Linked DNA regions of Homo sapiens: region 1 is linked to region 2. A link is a loop called in an ENCODE intact Hi-C map of the cell type or tissue named here. Cell type or tissue: CD14-positive monocyte. All regions are shown on one strand. Each heading gives the region's core, and the rest is flanking DNA. Links, peaks and the distances in the headings are about the cores only.

Region 1 (8,000 bases), core at 1-8,000, 110 kb before region 2:
GTAAGTTTGATTGTGAAAATGAGGAACGGGCGTGCTCAGTGCTTGCCGAGGGGCTGGCACCGAGTCTACTAGGTAGAACAGGGGTTTCTACACCTAAAACATGTCATTGCGGTTCTTTTGCTGTCTTGGCATATGATTAATTACTTCACCTTTGTGTGTTCCTTAGTACTTTTCAGTAGACACAATAATGCCAGCTACCATCCTGGGATATAATGCTATAAAAACTAACTATAGTTCCTTGAATGTTTGTGTTTAGGAGGTGATACAGGCTAAAAATGTGCTTAAGATCAAGAAGATCTTAGATGCTATAGTAAATAATAAAGTATAGAATTTAATGATGAGAGTAGAATATTTTGGTTTTACACAGCACTTTGAGGTTGATAAATGGACACTACCAGGCTCTCTTTCAGAAGGATACACTGCATAGAGCATCATCCCTGTCATCATCACCATCAAATAACACCCCTTTGTAGGGCTTAATAATATATGATCTGCAAAGAGCTAATAATCTAGTGATAGGAACTCTCTGGCCCTTAAGAATGTACATTCTAAAATCAACTAATCATTTAGTATATCCTCTTGGTAAATGAGAAAAATGTAAATTTAAGCAAACATAATTGTGGAGAAGTTGGACCTCTTGTAGGAAGTCATTTCAGGATGCTCTTCTCATTTAGTTGAGAATCTCGATGTGTTGGGTGAGCAAAGAGCTGATTTCACTGAGGACGCCAAGAGCACTGAATGTGCCACATAAGAGAGGGAGAAACAGAAAGAGGTAGGCTTTAAGGGGGTAAGGTGAAACCAGTTGACAACTGTGCTGCCAGATAAGCAGTAATAATATTACTTTTATTTCTATTGTTTAAGTAACATTGGTATAAGTACCTATTTTACCAATTTAAGAAAGTTAGTTCACTATTTCAGTGTTAGAACAACATGTAGTTTATAACTAAAAGCACCTTGAAATTAGTATAGATATAAAGATTAGATCAAAGGGGCTGGCTGAGCACACCCACCTACCTCTCCTTCCCTTTGCTTTCATTATTTCTTTGCAACTTTCTTCTTGCCCACCTACCCAGGCAACAAGTCCTCCTCCTTCCCCTAAAACACTGGGGACAGGAGACAGCAAACAAGAACAGCAGCTACCAACAAGCGAACAGGGAATCTCAGACCTAATAATGAGTGATGCGCAATCAAGAAACATCAGACACTTGGGGGCAAAGCAGCACAGTGAAGCAGAAAGAACATTCCCTAGCAATAGCAGAAGAATGTCTTTCTGTGAAATTTAGATTTGCAAAATCTGAACACCTTGGAATTGTTGCAGGTGAACATCATGCCGTGGCCAGGGTAGATGGGCCCCGAACAGAAATAACACTTCTCAACAAGCATGTTGAACCCGTATGGGTCCCCACTGACCAAAGGCCAAACTTGAGAGGAAGTGACCGAATACCTTTCTAGTAAAGCAAATTAATAGCAATGCTGTTAGTGCCAGGAAAAGAAAAAGGGTCATCAATTGAAGGCAAATTTTAGGTAATCCCTGCGAAACAGAAAACAGACAGAATATGATTAATGAAGACAATGATAGCCTCAAACCCAGAAAGGGCTGTGGCAGCAAAAGAGTGGCCACTACTCTGGGAATGTTCCAAGTTCGGGGACATTGGACACAGGGAGCAGCAGGGAACCTGGGAAACCTGAAAAGCGATTGGGTCGAGAACGACATTCAGAGTTCCCAGTTAGGTCTGGCCCTTTGCCAAGCTTGTGCCAAGTAGGTAACAGCAGAGGTGTTTGCCCTCAGCTCAAAGTAATGAGTGGATGTGCCCCAGGGCTGGAGATTCCACATAGCTCAAGGGGAACAGGGAGGCTGGGCGCGGTGGCTCACGCCTCTAATCCCAGCACTTTGGGAGGCCAAGGTGGGTGGATCATTTGAGGTCAGGAGCTTGAGACCAGTCTGACCAACATGGTGAAACTCCACCCCTACTAAAAATACAAAAATTAGCTGAATGTGGTGGCACATGCCTGTACTCCCAGCTACTTGCGAGGCTGAGGCAGGAGACTCACTTGAACCCGGGAGGCGGAGGTTGCAGTGAGCCAAGATTGCACCACTGCACTCTAGCCTGGGGAACAGAGCGAGATTCTGTCTCAAAAAAAAAAGAAAAGAAAAGAAAAAAAGAGGAACAGGGAGCCTCGGACTCAGGAGATGAGCTGCTACACACCTTCCTCCCAAAGAGACATGCCTCCTCCTTCCCCTCAAACACTGGAGGCAGGGCACTGCAAAGAGACAGCAGTTAATGACATGGGAGCAGGGAACCTCAAACCTCACAACCAAGGAGCATGAGACACTTGAGGGGAAACAGCACCATAAACAGGGGCAGCAAGGCCCACAAGGAACCTACAGGAGGAAGGAACCTACAGGAGGAAGCATCATAAACAGAGCAGACAGAATAGGACAATTACAAGAAGTATCACTAACCATAGTTTTCAACCAATTTTTTAAATTAATTTATTTATTTTTTATTATACTTTAAGTTCTAGGGTACATGTGCACAACATGCAGGTTTGTTACATATGTATACATGTGCCATGTTGGTGTGCTGCACCCATTAACTCATCATTTATATTAGGTATATCTCCTAATGCTATCCCTCCCCCTCCTCCCACCCCACAACAGGCCCCGGTGTGTGATGTTCCCCACCCTGTGTCCAAGTGTTCTCATTGATTTTGAACCAGTTTTTGAAAACCAGAAAGATGAAATTCTCTTGTCCTTCTTTTGTCTCATTTGAGCACAGGATTATACTGGGCTCCTAATGAGCTGGAGCTGGTTAGCATCACCTGCCTGTCCCCCCACCCCTTTTTTTTCTGTGCCCTGGAACAGTTTGCATAAGCTATGAGTTATTTGTTCCTTGGAGGTTTTAGAAAATACACCCCAAACCACCATATGGGCCTTGAACCTTTGGCAGACAGAATACCTCTTCAAATGTTATTTCATTTTTTTCTATGGTTGTTGGTTTGCATAAGCTTTCTACTCCACTTTGGACCAACTTTGGAACTTTTATAATCCTGTGAGTTGCCTATGTCATCTAAGCTTGCAAATTCAATGAAGTAAAGAAATATTAATTTCTAATTTTAAAAAACTCTTTTGTATCTGTAGTTAAGCCTCCTTTCATTGCTTCTGTTTTTCATTACTGTCTTCTTTCTGGTTTTTGTCTTAATTATACTTCTAAATATTTGTCTATGATGTTGGTCTTCTCAAATGTTGGTCTTATGATGTTGGTCTTTTGAATTATTTTTATTTTTTTGAGACGGAGTCTCACTTCGTCACTCAGCCTGGAATGCTGTAGCATAATTTCGGCTCACTGCAACCTCCACCTCCCGGGTTCAAGCAATTCCCCTGCTTCAGCCTCCTGAGTAGCTGGGACTACAGGTGCCCGCCACCATGCCCGGCTAATTTTTGTATTTTTAGTAGAGACAGGGTTTCATCATGTTGGCCAGGCTGGTCTTGAACTCCTGACCTCATGTGATCTGCCCGCCTTGGCCTCCCAAAGTGTTGGGATTACAGGCATTAGCCACCGCGCCCAGCGCTTTCGACTTTTATTAGTCAAATCTACTGTTTTATTTTATTTTCTATTATTAATTTTTGTTCATTCCTTTATGATTACTTTAGTCCACTTTCTTTAAGTTTATTTTCTTGCTTTTTTTTTCTTTTTTTTTCCCTGAGAGAAATTTTAAAATTTTTAAAATTTTCTTCAAGGCTCTAATTTTTCTCTCAGCACAGTCTTTGAGTTGTAGGTCTTTTTGCTGTCTAGTCCTAAAGAATTTTGACTTTGACATTCTTTTTAGATGTATTTTTAAAAATACCTTTAACATAAATATGTATAGTTGCTAGAAATTCGTATTTTGTTTGCTTGTTAAGTCCTTTTAATGATTACCATATCACTAAACTGTGGTAGTGAATTCAGACTGTAGACAAAATTTTTAATTTTTTGTTGAGCGTTCCTTCGTGGATTAGGGAAATGTCAAATTGTTTGAAAAGTGCTTTTGTGAAAATAATTTTATAATATCTCTATTACAGAGATATATTTCATATATCATACAATTTATCAATTTAAATGGTTTTGAGTATAATTGGTATGTGCACCTGTCTACCTAGTCAATTTTAGAACATTTCTATCAAGCCAAAAAGAAGCACCATACTCTTTCACTATTATCCTCTGTTTCTTCCCCACCTTTTCCCTCACCGAGAAATGACTAATTTACTTTCTGTCTCTATAGATTTGCTTATTCTGGACATTTTATATAAATAAGATCATATAACGTGATATTTTATGTCTGGCTTTTATGACTAAGTGTAAGTGTTCAAAGTGTTCATCCATGTTGTAGCATGTAGCAATCAACATCAAATAGAAGTGGTAAGATACGACATTCCTTCCTTGTTCCTGATTTTAGGGAGACAGCATCCAGTCTTTCACCATAAAGTATGATGTTAATTACGAACTTTTTGTAGATGCCCTTTGTCAGATGGAGGAAGTTCCATAGCTAGTTTGTTTAGTGCTTTTTATCATAAGATGCTGTCAGATTTTATCACATGATTTCTCTGCATCAATTGAGATAATCAATGGTTTTCTCCTTTCTTCTACTAATTTGGCATATTAATTTAATGGATGTTCCAGTGTTTAAAAAAACACTGTGTGCCTGCGAAAATTCCCCCTTGGTGATGATATATAATCCTTTTTATACAACTCTGGATTCAGTTTTTCAATATTTTGTTGAGGATTTTTATGTCTATATTCATAAGAAATAGTGGTCTATCAATTTCTCATGATGTCTTTGGTTTTGGTATCACGGAAGCAATTGCCTCATAGAATGAGTTGGGAAGTGTTTTCCCTTTTTCTAAATGTTTTGGAAGAGTTTGTTAATAATTGGAATTAATTCTTCTTTAAATGTTTGGTTAAATTCACTAGTGAATCCATCTGGTCCTGTGGTTATCTTTGTAGAGAGTTCTTTATTACTAATTCAACCTCTTTTCTATTGGTCTGTTCAGATTGTCTATTTGTTATCAGTTTTTGTAGTTTATGAGTTTATAATGAATTTGTCCATTTCATCTAAATTATCCATTTATTGACACACAAATTATATTTCTTTATAATCTTTTCTATTTCTGTGATGTCCTTTTTTATTTCTGAGTCTAGTATTTTTTGTCTTCCTTCTTTTTTTTCTTGGCAATTCTAGTTAAAGCTTTGACAACTTTGTTCATACTAACTTCATTCCAGTGAGATATAAAAATGTCACTGCTATAGCTCTATTCACTTCCTCACTTTCTGGGGCATTATTTTTATACATAAACTAATGTTAAACATGTAACACTACATTTTAATAATTATTATTTTTATAATTTTATGTATTTTAAAGGAGCTGTTATGGGTTGAATTATGTTCCCCCAAAAGATATGTACTAAGCCTCAGAACCTCAGAATATGACCTTATTTGGAAATGGGCTTATTGTAAACATAGTTAGTTAAGATGAGATAATTTTGGAGTAGGGTAGGCCCTTAACCCAATATGAGTCGTGTCTTTACAAGAAGAGGAGTGAGAAAGACATAAAAAGGAGAATGCCATGTGAAGACACAGAGACACACAAGGAGAAGAAAAGCACAGGGAAGGCAGACTGGAGTGATGCATCTACCTGGTAAGGAATGTCAAAGATTGCTGAACACCAGAAGCTAAGAGAGAAGCATGGAACAGATTGTCCCCCAGAAACCTGCAGGAGGACTCAACCTTGCTACCACCTTGATTTCAGACTTGTAGCCTCCAGAGCTGTGAGAGGATTAGCTTACATTGTTTCAAGCCACTTAGTTTTGTGATAATTTGTTGTGGCAACCCCAGAAAACTAATACAGAAGTTAAGGAAGGAAAGAAAAAAAGTAAGTATATATGTGTAGCTTTTGTTATTTCAGTCTTCTTATTTATTATGTCTGGCTCTCTTTATTTGCCTGGATTTGAGTTGCTAGCTGGAGTCATTTTCTCAGCCAAATACACTTTTTCTCTCATCCACTTGTGCTGTTATTGGCATATATTTCTATATATTATAGACCCCTCATAACACATCATATACATATACACACATGTATATAATTTCTAACTTATGTATATAATTTATATCATATATACACACATATATAGTTTTATACAATTACTTTGTAAAACAGTTAAGGGAATAAAAGAGAAGAAATATGCATTTATACTGTATGTTATAATTACATGATTATGTTTCCTGGTGGTCTGTGCTTTATCATGGGGATTGAAGTTACTGTCTGGGATAATTTGTTTTCAGCCTGAAGAATTTCTTTAGTGTTTTCTGTAAGGCAGCTCTGCCAATAACAAATACTCTCCTTTTTTGCTTATCTATGAGATATTTGCCTGCATTTTCAAAAAAAAAAAGCTCTATTTGCCTGCATTTTTGAAAAATAGCTTTGCTGAATATAGGGTTTTTTGTTGACAGTTTTTTTTTTTTTTTTTTTTTTGCTTACTTTGAGCACTTTGACTATATTATCCTAATGCCTTCTGGCTCTCATTGTTTGTACTGAAGTCAGTGGATAATCTTATAAGAGTTTCCTTGTGAGTTTCCTTGAAGGTTCCCACTCAGAAGCTGGACGTCCTGCTTGAGATATTCTTGAAAGAATATCTCAAATGGAAAACTTAATATTTTACAGTGCTTAAATTGTTATCTATAGAGCAGTTAAGGGGAACGATAATCTTATAACAGGATCTGCATGATTCTTGGACAGTGATTGTTTTTTTTTTTTTCTGGCTGCTTTCAAGATGTTCTCACTGTCTTTGGCTTTCAGCATTTTTATGGTGATGTATCTATTTGTGAATATCTTTGCATTTATCCTATTTGAGGTCCATCGAGCTTCCTAGTTGTGTAGATTAATGATTTTTCATCAAATTTGGGGAGTTTTCAGTCATTATTTCTTCAACTCTTTGTTCTGCTTCTTTTGCTCTCTCCTCTCCTGGTACCTTCATTATATGTATGTTAATATGCTTAATGGTATATTAAAGGTATAAACTTTCTGTTAGGTACTCTTCTTTTTTTTTCTCTCTGCTCTTCAGATTGTATAATCTGTATTGGGATATCTTTAAATTTGCTAATTCTTCTGCCAGTTCAAGTCAACTGTTGAGACTCAAGTGAATTTTTTACTTCAGTTATTGTACTTTTTAATGCTCTACTTATCCATTTAGTTCTATATGCAGACAGTCCCTGATTTACAATGGTTTGATTTACATTTTTTGACTTTGTGATTAGTTTATCAGGATATTAAATGCATTTTTTTATAGAGACGGGTTCTCATTATGTTGCCAGGCTGGTCTCGAATGCCTGGGCTCAAGTGATCCTCCCACCTCAGCCTCCCAAAGTGCTTGGATTATAGATATGAGCCACCAAACCCAGCAAAAATACATTTTTGACTCTTCATATTTTTGACTTACAATGGACTTATCCATTATAAGCCAAGGAGCATCTGTGTGTGTGTGTATGTGTGCGTGTATATATACACATATGTGTGTAATTTCTATCTCTTTATTGACATTCTACACTTTATGCAACATTGTCATCATACTTCCTTTACTTCTTTAGTCATGGTTCCCTTTACCTCTTTAAACAGGTTTGTAACAGCTACTTTTAATATTTGTCTGTTAAATCCAACATCTAGTCACTTTCATAGCCAGTTTTCATTGCTTGCTCTGGTGGATGGGTCATATTTCCCTGTTCTTTGTATGCTTTATATATTTTTATTGTTAGAAACTGGTCATTTTATAGTGACACCATACCTATGAACTTTATAGAGTTAATCAAGGAGCAAGAGAGGGGCAGATGGGAAACTAACCAAACCTGCAGCACACTCAGCATTGATCATTAGATCAGCTACTCTCAGACCTGCTTCCTCAAAGTTTTTAGCTACCTACTGTCCAAGAATCATGCAGATCCTGTTATAAGATTATCATTCCTCATGGC
Region 2 (14,343 bases), core at 1-8,000:
AGATAATGTAGCTACTGCTTCCACCAAGTGTCCAGTCTGCCAGTAATGGAGACAAATACTGAACTTGATAGAAAGCCGAAGGGCCACTGACTCATTCTGAAATCTAAATAGACTGCTACTCTGAGTACAGATTTCTCTCCCAACCAGAAGGCCTCCATCAGAAGCACTAAGACAGGGCTCATGGAGTGTTGGCTTTGTCGGCAGTGGACAGCACCTCCATTGTGAAGGACGCAGCATGGGCTGTGATGGTGGATGCCTGTCACCTACTGAACTAGACAGGAGCTTCTGATCTTATAGGAAATTGGCATGGCTGTTAAAGGCCTAGTGCCAGCTCACAGGCACTACCTGACAAGAATGGGATGCTGTCCTCCAGGATGCAGGAGGCACTTGGGATCAAGCACTTTTACATGACACTTTGTCCCCAGTAGAAAGCCCTCAGGTCTGGAAACCAAGATGTGCTGACTCCAGCTCCCAGAAGCCAACTTGGAGCATCTGTGCTTCCCATGCCCTGAATTCTGAGCTCTGCAGGTTGAAATGTCTGGGTTTCCAAAGGGAAATTTTTCCCTGGGGACACAGCGACCCAACCCCTCACTCAAACTCAAAGTAAGGGAGTGAACTGCTAAGGTCACAGACTAACCTGGGCCTATGCTAGGCCCCAGGCCTCCTGGATCCCTGCCTCTGGCCGGACCACGGTCTCAGGCAGGACCACTGCTTCTGATTCACACAACTGCCGCCAATGCCCTTTCACAGAGCGCATGGCCTCCGAAGGGTGGAGTCAGGCCAGGCAGTGTGGGAGCGTCCAGAAGATTCAGCACAGCATGCGTGAAGCGAGCACCTGCACCCAGCTGACACTCCCTGTGGGGAGGGAGGGCTTAGGGCTGGGGAGAAGGAGAAGGGTGGGTGTGTGTGTTGGGAGATGAGAGTCAGACATTTCTCCATGCCCCAGGGCCCTTTTTCTTCCTCCTCCCAGTCCTGAGGTGGGGGCTCTGACTCCTAGCACTATGCATACAGTACCCTTATTTCTAGGGGAGGAGGTGGAGATCCCTGCAGTCTGGCTAGGGAGGAGAGTGTGCTGTGTCTCACACCCTTCCATACCCAGGGAGAGTGAGGGGCGTGGTATTCCACACACCCCTGAGACCTAAGATCCCTAACATGGGCCTGGTGGCACACACTGTGGCCTGAAAGAGCAGTCGCTACTGCTCAGCAGATAACCAAGGTGCCAGCTGAGCGGAACCAGCCTCACAGGCCTGCAGAGGCTCAGATCTGCATGTTGGCCCAGACCCCAAAAATGGAACGGTAGGGTGCCCTCAAACCCATGCTCAAGGGTGCACAGGTGCCACCTGCCCCCAGATGCCGCCCCACCTGGGAGATTGTCCCTCCACTGTCACTGTGTCATGATGAAATCTTCAGAAGCCTGGGGATGTGGGGACTGGCCAGAGGCATCTGTGCCCCCAACACTCAACACAGTTCCTGCACAAAGATGCTTGTGGAAGGAAGGAGGGAGGGAAGAAGGAAGGGAAAGATGGAGGCAGGAGGGAGGGGAGGAAGGAAGGGCGGATTCTACTAGAGACCTTCTCTCATTCAGTGGTTCGATGCCACAGCCCACCATAAGGCTGTGCACGCCCAGTGTCTCGCTGGATGCTCATAGCTCAAGGGGCACTTGGGGGTGCTCCAGCCTGGGCACCAGAAGCTCTGCTGGGGCTGCATCTGATTCACATAACTGCAGCCACTGCCCTTAACTTTCCTCCATCGCCTTTGCTGAAGTCAGGATTCCAGCTGAGCCCCGTTCCTCCCTTGCCTCCCTCCCTGCCAAGATTTCTCATGCGGGCCTCTGAGGAGGTGGAGGCCTGCACCCCGCTATCAGGGAGCTCGCAAAAGTGAGTTTCCATCTGCCGAAGACCACCATGCACCCCTCGGTCCGAAAAATGCCACTGACTGACATGACTTTAGAATCTGGGAGTGCTGCACACTTGGTGGGGGAGGGGGAGGGAAGCCCCTTCTAGAAGGTCTGGGCTCTCCCTGGAGACTCTGATGAGGGTCTGAGGAAGTGGGATCCATCCTGTGCTGGCTGCTGTTTCCAAGACAGTCTCAGGAACAGCAGGATTGACTACTGTTTGGGTGCCAGCAAGAGCAAGGAGGGCTCAGCATTTGGGGATTCGTAGCAAAAGAGGGGTGCAGCAAAGCGGCTCTAGGGCACGATTGGTGAGGAAGCAGTGCTCACTCAAGGGAGATCATCCTGGCATTTTCCAGCTATAGGTTGACCCCGGGAGAAATGGCATTTTCGGCGGATGCTGCAGCTGGCTTTATCAGAGTGTGTCCTCCCAGCGGGATTAACAGCTAGGCTGCTTTCTTCTCTTTTCAGTCCAGGCTGATTTTGACTGTCACAGAGAAAAGTGTTCAAGAAGATGTTGAAGAAATATTCACCCTGACTGCAAATCCCCACACTGAGAAGTATTCCTTCTATTTACTTTGTACCTCCTATAATAACAAGGACAGCCTTCTTCACATGGTTGTCATGCAAATGCCTATAGAATAAATGAATGCATGCAAGAACGAATGAGTTATATGTTTTAAATAACGTTTTGGTTTTTTTAAAAATGTGCTAAATGTTTTAGGTATGTTAACTCCTTATGCCAACCTTATGAACATGTCATAGGACAATCTATTGTTATCCTCATTTTACAGATAAGGAAACGGAGGCTTTGAGGCATTAAGGCGCTTGCACAAGGTTGCAGCAAGTGTGGAATCGGGACCAGAAGACAGACAAGACAGGTTGGTCTGACTCCAGAACCTGCAGGCTGCGATGATACAGCTCAAGAGTGACACTGCTCCCTCAGAAGCCTGTGCCACCTCTTGTATTTCGGTTGTTTATTATTTTACTTTTTTATTATACTCCAGGTTCCTCAAAGGCAAAGGACCCTGTCCTAATTCATCCCCCCATTATCTTGCACAGAGCTCTGCTTGTAGTCTTTCATGGATACTTGATGATTCAATGAATAAAGAAGAAAGAGAGGGACAGAAGAGAAGGAGAGGATGGAAGGAAGGAAAGGAGGGAGGGGAAGGAAGGAGGGGGCTGTCATTTTGGTCAAATTTCCTTCATAAGGACAAGAGATGGGTAAGGCGAGCCCTTGTCTTTTGCGCCACCTGCTGGACATCCTCCAGTACTGCAGGGGACTGGAGAGCCCGGGTATGAGCTGCGAGCAGGATTTCCCTGCTTTCCAAAGATTTGGGATACATCAGCGACGTTGACAAGGCTTCGCTGAGAACCCAGGACGAATGGCTTCAAGACGACAAACCATAGGCCATATCATTGTGAAGCAGGACCACCCTAGATGTCTCTCCACTGTCACATGCCCTAGGCAGAGTTGGACGTCCCTCTGTCAAAGAGGCCAGTTGGAAGATCCTGTTGTCAACCAGCTCCATTTCCCCGCTGACCTACATAGCTACCCTTCTTCATCTCCGCTTGATCTTCAGGTGGCGCTGTGTCACACACTCTAGCTTTAAGTTTCTCTGTGCTCAGGCCTCTTTCTTGAGTGGCTATTACTTTAAAATATTTTATATTTAAAGATATTGGAGACCTTCACTTAAAGGAGCCCTGGAATGAGTCCTTTTATGAAGCCAAGGACCTTTTCACAAAGCCAAAGGATTTACCTTTATTGTACATTTAAAAGATTTTTTACAAAATCCTGGACACAGCTGTATAAATAGTAAAAGAGGATGAACTGATTATCTTTTACTGATCATGGTGAAACCAAAATCACCTAGTTTCACAGATATGTGGAAGGTTTCTCCTGGAGTCTGTAAGAGTGACAGCAGGTCAGAGAATGGATTAAGAGTCTGGGGAAATGAACTCTTGGGCAAACTTGCTTACTAGATACAAACCGAGTATAGTGCTCTGTCCTTCCCAACAATGGTGACAGCGGCCGCAGCTCCTTCCTCAAAAAGCCTGTTTTCATGCTGCTTCCTCCATTTACAGGGAAGTATCAGTGGTTACCACGCCAAGGGAGAGTGGCTTTGTAACATAGCTTTGGAAGCCTGAGTCCTGTGTCTCTGCCCCTTTGTTAGGTGCTGTAAGGTGAAGACTGTAGGATTTGAGTCATATCTAGTTTCAGATTTTGTCCCCAGCCCTCACTAGGTGTGGTTCAGTTAACCTAAGCTCACTAAACTTCACTTTCCTCACCTGTGAAATGGGATAACAAACTCATCTGCCAGGGTTATTCTGAGGATAGATAAATTCATGTAAACATAGTAAGCTCCAAAGAAATGGTAGCTGTTATTATCCCGAGTGGAGATGGGTGAGGCCTCTAGTAATCTATATCTTCATTCTCTCCTTCCTTCTAGGAATACGCTCAGCTTACAAACTACAGTTCCAATGGCCAATACGATAAAAGGAAGTTATTGGGTGAAACCTCAGGAAATGCTATTGAAGGGGAAGCTTATGCTTCTGACAGTCAGCCTCTGAGCTTTCCCTCTTCTTTCTTTTCCCTGCCTGGGACTCAGGAGTGAGAGGGGAGCTGAAGCAGATGTCGTGACCATGATGTAGGCTTGTGGAGAAATGCCATGTTTTAGGACTGGTGAAGCAGAAGACAGAGTTGGGGTCTCTCATGACATCGTGGGGCCTCCCTAGCAGCCCTGGACCACCTGCTTCTGAGAAATTTCAGATTACATAAGAGAAAGACACCCCTACCTAGCTGAAGCCCCTGTGACTCGGCATATGTTGGTAGCAGCCACATGCAGTTCCTCACCGGCTCACACATATTAGTGGGCGGCTTTAAGGAGAGACCTTGTCACACTCTGGCCCTCGCTGTCTTTATAAAATGTGGCCATGACTTTGATAACCCCATGGGCCCTCCCAGCTCTCACATGACAGCCCCCCATTTCCCCCTCCTGAGTCTGGGGGTGACTCAGTGCAGAGTTTCCTTGGTCTCATCTGTCTCTCTCTCTCCTTTCTCTGCGATGCAGCAGCCTGGTTGGGGCCTAGAAGGCTTCAGGCCAGCCATCCAGATCACCTGTTGCTGCCCCTCCAATGTGGCCCGAAGGGGTCGCTCTCAGCGCACCTTCAGAGCTGGAGGGTCCTTGTGGCCAGCAGGCTAGGTGGACATTGTCCCTGCAAGCTCAGCCCCGCCCTTCCCATTCCAAGCCGCCTCTGTTGCCTCTCCTCCTCAGTGGAATGAAAGCAAAACTTCAGCAAAAGACAGCAATTGGAGAATTGCTTAAATGAAGAAGAAATAGCAGTCACAGCCCAATGTCCATCAAGTGGCTACATTTGGAATTGGCCACATGGGGTCACTGCACCCTCAGGAATGGAGGGACTTCGGCAGGGTGCCTCTGTCTCTGAAGCATGGACTGGAGAAAGCTGCTGCCTGTGGAAGGGATGGGAGATGCTCCTTTTCTGCAAAGTTGAGCTGCCTGGGACATGCTAAGTCCCTCCCCACGGCCAGGCGGGAAGGCGCTTAGTGTAAGGCCTTGAACCAGAGAACAGTCTTCCAAAATATTACTCTTACCGTGATTTTCATTGTTATTACAGGATTTTGGAATTCCTACGTACTCTTTTTGTTGTTGTTCACAGCTGATGAAATCTGTAGATCCTCTCTGTAAAAAGGTGTGAATATCAAATGCAATAAATCCAGGTCCTGGATGGTGAGTGAGTTTCTGGCTCTGTCTGCTGGGTCTGCTGGGTGCATGATGCCAGGTAGCGTGGTAGAGTCAAAGGACTGTGCTGCAGGCCCCAGGCCTGGGTTTAAATCTTTGCTGGCTAGGTGACCTTGGACAAGGTGCTTCACTTCTTGGAGACTTGAAAGCCTTATTTATAGAATGAGAATTCTAATATCTACCTTGGTTTGGAGTTAATGTATATGGAGCGCCTATCAGTGCAAGGCACATAGTGAGCAATTAGTACATGACCATGCTCTTCTCGGGTTAGGGAGCCCAGGAAGAAGAGAGGCTGGGGAGAAGGATCTGAGCTCAGCTATATGTTCAGATGTAAGTTCTCAGTAGCCTGGGAAAGGCAGGTGCAGGTGGAGCTGGCTGTGAGCTCAGGAGACCTGAGGCTGCCACCTAGGGTGAGATACAGCTGCAGGTATGGGCATCAGCAGGTAACTGAAGCCACTATAAGTGATATATGCCAGTGCCTCTCAAGCCTTCACACACTCAGAAGCATCTGGGTTCACTGAAACACAGATTGCTGGGACACCCAATCCTGAATACTATGTGGTTGGAACCAGTTCTTTTAAGATGCACAACACAAGGCCTGGACTCACTGCTGTCTGATGCCTGGTCTAAAGCCAAGGGGGAACTTCAGAATTTCCATTTGGTTTGGAATTGTGCCTTAGGAAGTGTCTGGCACTGCCAAGCCCTGTACCATCACCTTGTTTGTTGCTTTATTATTGTTTGGTTTGTTTTTGTTTGTTTGTTTGAGACGGAGTCTTGCTCTGTCGCCCAGGCTGGAGTGCAGTGGCACGATCTCAGCTCACTGCAACCTCCACCTCCCGGGTTCAAGCGATTCTCCTGCCTCAGCCTCCCAAGTAGCTGGGACTACAGGCACACACCACCACTCCCAGCTACTTTTTCTATTTTTAGTAGAGATGGGGTTTCACCATGTTGCATGGGCTTGTCCCGAACTCCTGACCCCAAGTGATCCGCCCGCCTTGGCCTCCCAAAGTGCTGGGATTACAGGTGTGAGCCGCCACTCCCGGCCTCATTGCTTTATTTTTGCCTCCAAAATATTTCATTTGACCAATCCCTGGCTTTGAAACACTTGAAGATTATGGGTTTAAACAGTGGTTCTCAAAGCTCATTCTTGAGAGCAGCCATGTTTGCATCGCTTGGGAACTTGCCAGACATGCAGTCTTCGGCCCCATCCCAGATCTGCCAAATGAGAAGCTCTCGGGTGGGGACCAGCCAGCTGGGTTCTAACAAACCTGCAGCAGCCACGCATGTGCTCGAGAGTCAGAAAAGCACTGCACTAGAGAAAGGGTGGCTTGTGGCCATGCCTCAGCCATTCTCCTGTTGGTGAAGTCTGCCCCCAGCACCAGCTTCCTTAAGGTGACCCTTCCTTCTTCGGCATTCCCAACCCCTACCTTTCCTGCTGCCCCCCATCAGACTCCAGGTGCTACTTGCTCATTCCTCCATCCCCTGCTCTGGCATCTAGCAGTGGGTAGCGATGAGTTCATCAGGTGTGCCAATTTTTACTGGTGGTGTAAGGGGAGTAATAAGGTCCCATCCCAGATTCACCTGCAAAAAAAAAAAAAAAATTGCATGCATTCTTAAGAACCTTAAAAAAGAGAAAGTACCACAAGGATGTATGCAGATGTGGGGATAGTCCGTGGCCTTTGGACACCCCTCAGATGGCTAATGCACAGACCGCCATTGGTGGGGCCATCATAATAGCAGTCCTAATAATGATGATGACGAGGACAGCCACAGCATCTGACATCTGCGGGCTCCTCACTGCAAGCCCATGGGCTCCACAACTATTATCCCATTTTACAGAGGAGGGAAGGCAGACTCAAGGAGCTTAGGTGACCCTGCTGCCATTCACACATCTGAGGACTGGGGGAGCAGGCTTTCCACCCCAGCCAGTTACCCCTGCCCTACACCAATGCCGTCCCCAGCTCTCTGCCCCCCAGACCCCATGGGGTGTCTCTGAAGAGACAATGCTAGCAGGAAGACAGCTTAATTGGAAGACATTTTCTTTAGGCCAACGAAGTCTATGCATCTTACATTATCTGGGCACATCTGTGGAATGAGCATCCTCCAGGAGGATGCCTCCAGGATCGTGAGCATGGAGCCAGGAGTGGGAGGGGCAGGAGCACTGTGCCCACAGGTGAACGATGGACCGTGAATGTCAAGTTCAAACTTCAGATGAGAAGGCGCTCCTCTCCTGGGGTGACAAAGGAGGGGAAATTCCTTCCTTCTGATCCATGAGAAGAGAGAAAAGGGCCCCACCCCCAGCACCCTGTATACAGTAGGTGCTCAGGAAATACAAATTGAACCCATGACTGGTCATCCGCCCAGGGCCGCCGAGTCTGGATTACTGATTTGGTTTTTCCGGGAGTCGTGTTTTCTAAGGACTCTGTTTTCTCTTGCCATGAAAATGTGCCTATTTTTAGCTTTGATTCGTGCAGGCTGCAGCATGAATCACCTAAAATGCCCCGCTAGAAAGAGCTGGGATTAGAGAGCAGGTAGTTGAATTGGACTCAGCGTCCCTGCATGAATGCAGGACCCTGAAGACCCTGGCATCTGGAAGGTGGAGGGCAGGAGGAACGCCCATGCCTTGTAGAGGGAGGGCTCTGGGCGTCCTGGGTATCTGACCCGCCTGTGTGTATTTAGTCCAGAAAAAGCAGGTTTTCACACAGTTCTTCAGTCTGATGAAATTCACCTTCAAAAGGCCCTAAATCCAAAAGCTAAAATGCAATAAAAGAAAATAAGATGCAAAGCCACGGCAGTGATTTTTTAGTTTAATTGGGAGCCTTCCTGGCTCACTCCTCATTCTCCTTGCCCCAAATTTCTCCAGCTTCTCTGGCCAGGGTCCCAACCACACTATAAAACTACCAATGACACCACCCAGGGTGCCAGGGACAGCTCAGGGCCCTTTGCATGTGCTGCCTCCAAGGTGGGCACTGGCCTGGCCCCACTGCCTAGATGGAGACACAGGCACAAAGAGACAAGTTGGCTTGCCCAGGGTTGTATAGGGGGCAGTGGCACAACTAAGGATCTGAGCCAGAAAATCAATGCCACTTATTGGTCTCTCTCATTGGCACGGGCCCTTCCTTTCCTCATCACTCCCTGGCACCCACCTGGGAGGAGCTGTGATGGCCAATCTTATGTGTCAACTTGACTGGGCCACAGGGTGCCCAGATGTTTAGGCAGACATGATTCCAGGTGTTTCTGTGAGGTTGTTTTTGCGTGAGATTTACATTTAAACCAATAGAGAGAGTAAAGCAGATGGCCCTCCCTAATGTGAGGTGAGGGGGTTGCAATCAACTGAGAGCCCAGATAGAATAAAAAGGCTGAGGAAGAGGGTGCCTCTCCTACCTGACTGCTGTCATTTGAATGGGAACATCAGCTTTTCCTGGTTCTCCAATAACTTTCCATCTGTGGACTCTAACTGGGACATCAGGCCTGTGGATTTGCCAGCCTCCACAATTGCGACAGCCAATTCCCTAGAATAACTATATTTCTGTGAATACAGATACACACTTTCTATTGGTTCTGTTTTTCCAGGGAACCCTCATCTAGGAGCTTTTCAATTCTATGCTTTTTGCAGCCCCAGGACACTTAGTGAAGCACCAAAGCTGTCGTGGGGACAACAAAGGTCTTTTGAACCCAGGGGACCCCCTTCCCAGTGGACCCTCATCCCTGAGAAGAGCGTTTCCTCCTCCCTGCCCTCCAGGAAGGGCTGTGGGAGGAAGCGCAGGCCCAGGAGGTGGGCAGGGTGGTGGGTGAGCGGGGTCAGGACTGGAGGTCAGGAGCGATTGGGGGCCAGTGAGGGACCGGTGGGAGCAGAGGGGATGTCAGCCTGTGGCCCCCAAGCAGAGGTCGGAATGCAGCCTCCCCGTCAGATGCGGCCCCTGACACTGGGGGCACCAGCAGAGATCAGGTGGGGGCCGGGGTGGCAGCCAACCCTAGTGTCCCAAGGGGCGCCCCAGGGCATAGCAGACTCGCTGCAACATCTGTTTCTTATCACTTAGTCAGAAAACAACATATTAACTCAGAAAACAACAATGAAGCACCTCCCTTGCCCAGGCTCTGTGATGGGCCCCGGGTACAGGAAAGTGAGCAAAGCCCAGGCCTGCCCTCAAGGGAAGACAGACACAGCATCGCCCCCAATATTAATATTAGCACCTTCCATGGAGCTCAGCGTGCCATGCACTGTTCCTGGTATTATTCTAGCCCCATGTACGGTCACCCCCTTATCCATGGGAGAAAAGTTCCAAGACCCCCACTGGATGCCTGAAACTGAGGTAGTACCAAATCCTACAATACTGCTTTTTCCTAAATGTACATACCTAGGATAAAGTTCAATTTATAAATTAGGCAGAGAAAGAGATTAACAACTAATAACAAAATAGAACAATTCTAACGATATACTGTAATACAGTTATGTGAATGTGGCCTCTTTCTTTCTCAGAATATCTGATTGTACTGCACTCACCCTTCCTGCGATGAGCGAGATGGTGAAATGCAGGCATGATGAGACAAATGGAGGGAGTGGACAGAACAAGAGTCTAATATGCTGCTCAGAATGGCAGCAATGAAAAACTTAGGAATTGCTTATTTCTGAAAATTTCCATTTCATATTTTCGAACCATCATTGATGACTGCTAACTGACACTGTGGAAAATGAAGCCATGGACAAGAGAGGCTACTGTATGATATTAATTCATTTCATCTTCCCAGCAGCCCCGTGGAGGAGGTACTATTACCCCATTTTATATATGAGGAAACTGAGGTTTTACCCCATTTTATATATGAGGACAGAGAGGTTAAGTGATTGGCCTAAGTTCACACAGCTCTCAAGGGCCAGATCTGGGGTGTGTACCCAAGTAGTCTGGCTCTACTTAATGATAAAAAATTATAACGCAATACTAAAGTGCAACCCTAAGGTGTGCAGCAGGCGCAGTGGATGAACAGATGGGGCGTTCCATGTGGATGGGCAATTATGGACCGAATGTTTGTGCCCCCCAGAGTCTCATGTTGAAGTCTTAACCCTGCAGTGTAATGGCTTTGTACTGGGAGGTGGGTCTTTGGGAGGTAATTGAGGCATGAGGGTGGAGCCCCCATAAATGACATTGGAGTCGTTATAAAAGTGACCTCCGAGAGCTCTCTTGCCCTCTTTCCACCATGTGAGGACACATGAGAAGCTGACAGAGGGCCGTCGCCAGAGCCTGACCATGTGGCCCCTGACCTGAGACTTCCAGCCTCCAGAACTGTGAGCATCAGTGTTTATCTTGAAGCCTCTCAGTCTATGGTAATTTGTTATTGCAGCCCCAACTGACCGAGACGCTAAGGGCTTCACCGAAGGGGAGAGGCCAGGCCGGGTCCTGAGGCAAGGGTAGGAGCTTGCCAGCAGGTGGTGGTGAGGCCACAGAGTCCTGATTCAAGGCAGAGGCAAGAACTTCACGTTGGAGAGCGAGCCCAAGGCCGGGAGGCTGAGGGGAAATTGGGAGAAGTCAGGAAGGCTGGGTTGTAGGAAGCTAGCCATGGCCACTTGGATCCAGAGGGCCCCTCTACAGACGGGAGAAAGGCCAAGAGTCACACCAAGGTACCACACAGTCACCTGACATGACACATCTGGCCGGGCAGGGGCTGCGAGAGCCGCCCATTTGGGCAGGGAGCCGTCATTCAGGACTGACATTGTTCACAACGGAGCTTGTGGTGGTGATGAAAAGAGGGCTAAACTTGAGTTAGTTTTCTTCTCATTTTAAATTCTCTATAGACAATGCACCTCCTGCTTCCCTTGTTCAGGCCAGCCACTCCCACCACCATTGGTTAAAAGATAATAAGGCCGGGCGCAGTGGCTCACGCCTGTAATCCCAGCACTTTGGGAGGCCGAGATGGGCAGATCACGAGGTCTGGAGATCAAGACCATCCTGGCTAACATGCTGAAACACCATCTCTACTAAAAAAATACAGGTGTGGTGGCGGGCACCTGTGGTCCCAGCTACTTGGGAGGCTGAGGCAGGAGAATGGCATGAACCTGGGAGGCAGAGCTTGCAGTGAGCCAAGATCCTGCCACTGCACTCCAGCCTGGGTGACAGAGCAAGACTCCATCTCAAAAAAAGACAAAGAAGAAGAACCTTTGGAACAGCTGGGTCATCCGGGCAGAGTGTTTGGTTTGGTTGCTGTTTTTTTGGGTGTTTGTTTTTTGTTCATTTAAGCCTGGATTCCTTAGTATATATAGGGTAACATTCCCTTAAGACAACTTAAATACAATGTCAGCCACACATGCAAGCCACATGGGTAATCGAGTAGCCATATTTTTTAAAAGTGAAGAGAAACAGATGAAACCAATTTTAATATTACTTTATTTCACTTAATATATTAAATATCTAAAAATTAGCATTTCAACATGTAATCCATAGAAAAACTATTCATGAGTTATTTTCCTTTGTTTTGTCTTTGAAATCTGGTGTGGGTTTTCAACTCGGCACCCACCTCCGCTCGACTCTCCACTCTTCCAGCGCCCAACAGCTGTGTGCAGCAAGCAGCCTGGGACAGGGCAGCACAGCCCAGCGCCTCTAAAATGAGCCCAGATCAAGCTGTGGCCACTCAGACCATATCAGTCCCTTTGAGTTTTTGGTCTGCTTGTTTTTGTCATCCAATAGGACCTTCACTGAGTCAGCAGGCATGTACCAATAAGCCCTAAATATTAAGAACACATTGATGTGATTCCCAGGGTAGCAACATCTCCTTACTTGAAAAGCACAACCCAAACGCAGGCCTTGCAAAGTGGAGTAGCCGATGCTGAGAGAAGAGCTGCTTCCACCGCTTTCATCAGCACCATAATCAAAAGGCATGAGAGGCTGCAGCTGAAGGGAGGGGAGGGAAGTGGTCAAGACCAGGAGTGATCAGCTGGGACCTCTACAACCAGCGTTCAGGGTGGACATGGGTCTCTCTGCTTTCCTGCTCTCTTTGGCTCCACTGTTCATTTTGAAAGCCATGCCGCTTCATGTCGGTAAACGAACTGGTCCTAAGGTCAGCCCAGGGAAAAGCATGTTAATAGATCCTCCAGACCTCAGGTTCTAAAGAACTGAACAGCATTTTCCTAAGATGCCTCAGGCGCCACCTAAGCCACTGGGCAGGAAAGCCTGCCAAGTCTTTTTCAGGGCCAGAAGCAAGGTTTCACCAACCGGGCCCCTCCACCCTGGCCCAGGGACTCACATTCTACGGAGCTGGGGCTCCGCTGAGCACAGCTCTCCCCTGGGCTGGAACGCCCATCTGGCGGCCTGCCCTGGCTCAGGAGGAGACAAGCCTGGGAGGTCATCCATGAAAACTCCACACTGCCTCCTGGGCACTCGCTTCTTTCTTCTGACCACCAAAACATATATACACAGGACTCTTCGACTTTTAGAACGGCTTTGATAATCCCTGCAAGGAGAGACTGGGTTACAGAAAGCACAAAAGTGGTCAATTTGCAAAGGTTCCCAAACCTTGGCGAGTTCTTCTAGTTCCTGACTTCTACCTGGGATGGCAGATGGTAACTTGACAGGACCCAGGGACGGATTTTTGAAATGAAATGTTGCATACTACAGAAAAGCCCTGTGAATATAATCCCACCTTTGGCCCCATTGTTGACTCTATCAAATCCTAACATGTTTATGGATTTGATTCATATTTATTTTTAAGACGTGAACAATTATAGGTAGTATGATATAATAAAGAATAATAAAAATAATAGGTTTGTGAGTGCTGGTGTATCCTTCCCCCAACGTCTGTGTGTGTGCACACATGCACACACAGGCACATGCATTCATGCACACTCACACACACACACACACACACACACACACACACACAGGTAGTGAGTGAGCCCTCAGATCCGGCCTTTAGCCTGGGAAACTCCTCATTCTGTACAGGCTGTAGAGACCACCGACCATGGAGCTTGTTTGAGGAACTAAAGATGTAAAAAGGAATATAAGCCAGTGGGGTGCGGTGGCTCACACCTGTAATCCCAACACTTTGGGAGGCCAAGGTGGGTGGATTGCCTGAGCTCAGGAGTTTGAGACCAGCCTGGGCAACACGGTGAAACCCCGTCTCTACTAAAATACAAAAAATTAGCCAAATGTGGTTGCGTGCACCTGTAATCCCAGCTATTCAGGAGGCTGAGACAGGAGAATCGCTTGAACCCGGGAGGTGGAGGTTGCAGTGAGCCGAGATTGCGCCACTGCACTCCAGCCTGGGTGACAGAGCAAGACTCCATCTCAGAAAAAAAAAAAAAAAAAGGAATCTAAGCCGTTCACTTTACCCTTAAACTTGGCTACATACTTTGTGCTGTTTGTCTGCTGTTCCTCAGTAAAAAAGTGAAAATCACCTTAACCAAGCGTGTGTTCTTACTCACCCCAGTCCTCAAACACTGACCAACCTTCCACAGTGTCCTATATAGATATATATATCTCCTGCAACCTGTGGTTAGGCCCAGCTTTATCGGTAATTAACATTGTGTAACTGTGCCTCAATTTACAGGTCTATCCTCTTTCCAGTGAACATTTGGGTTCTTTCCTTTTCCCGAACTAAACAAAGCTACAATTATTAACATTGTTTATGGCCGGGCTCACTGGCTCACATCTGTAATCCCAACACTTTGGGAGGCCAAGGCGGGAGGATCACTTGAGGTCAGGA

The links. Peaks named below come from ENCODE experiments on the same cell type or tissue, not always from the same donor. Only the 100,000 strongest peaks of a DNase experiment are listed, where the experiment ranks them.
Region 1: a loop joins it to region 2, with 2.5 times the contacts of the local background. A loop is called at or near these places in 105 of 110 quality-filtered maps.

The regions. Positions count from the first base shown.
Region 1 is chr2:100,370,803-100,378,802 of GRCh38, reverse strand. No RefSeq gene overlaps it. Among named protein-coding and RNA genes, the nearest start is that of CHST10, 43 kb to the left of the region's middle. In CD14-positive monocyte, for the core only: no CTCF peak of the experiment used is centred there; no DNase peak of the experiment used is centred there.
Region 2 is chr2:100,251,846-100,266,188 of GRCh38, reverse strand. No RefSeq gene overlaps it. Among named protein-coding and RNA genes, the nearest start is that of LINC01104, 51 kb to the right of the region's middle. RefSeq lists an enhancer at 10,683-11,182. In CD14-positive monocyte, for the core only: CTCF peaks have their summits at 2,949, 3,164 (motif pointing left), 5,048 (motif pointing right) and 5,286 (motif pointing right); DNase peaks (open chromatin) are centred at 3,148, 3,948 and 5,298; H3K4me3 peaks cover 1,692 bases; H3K27ac peaks cover 578 bases.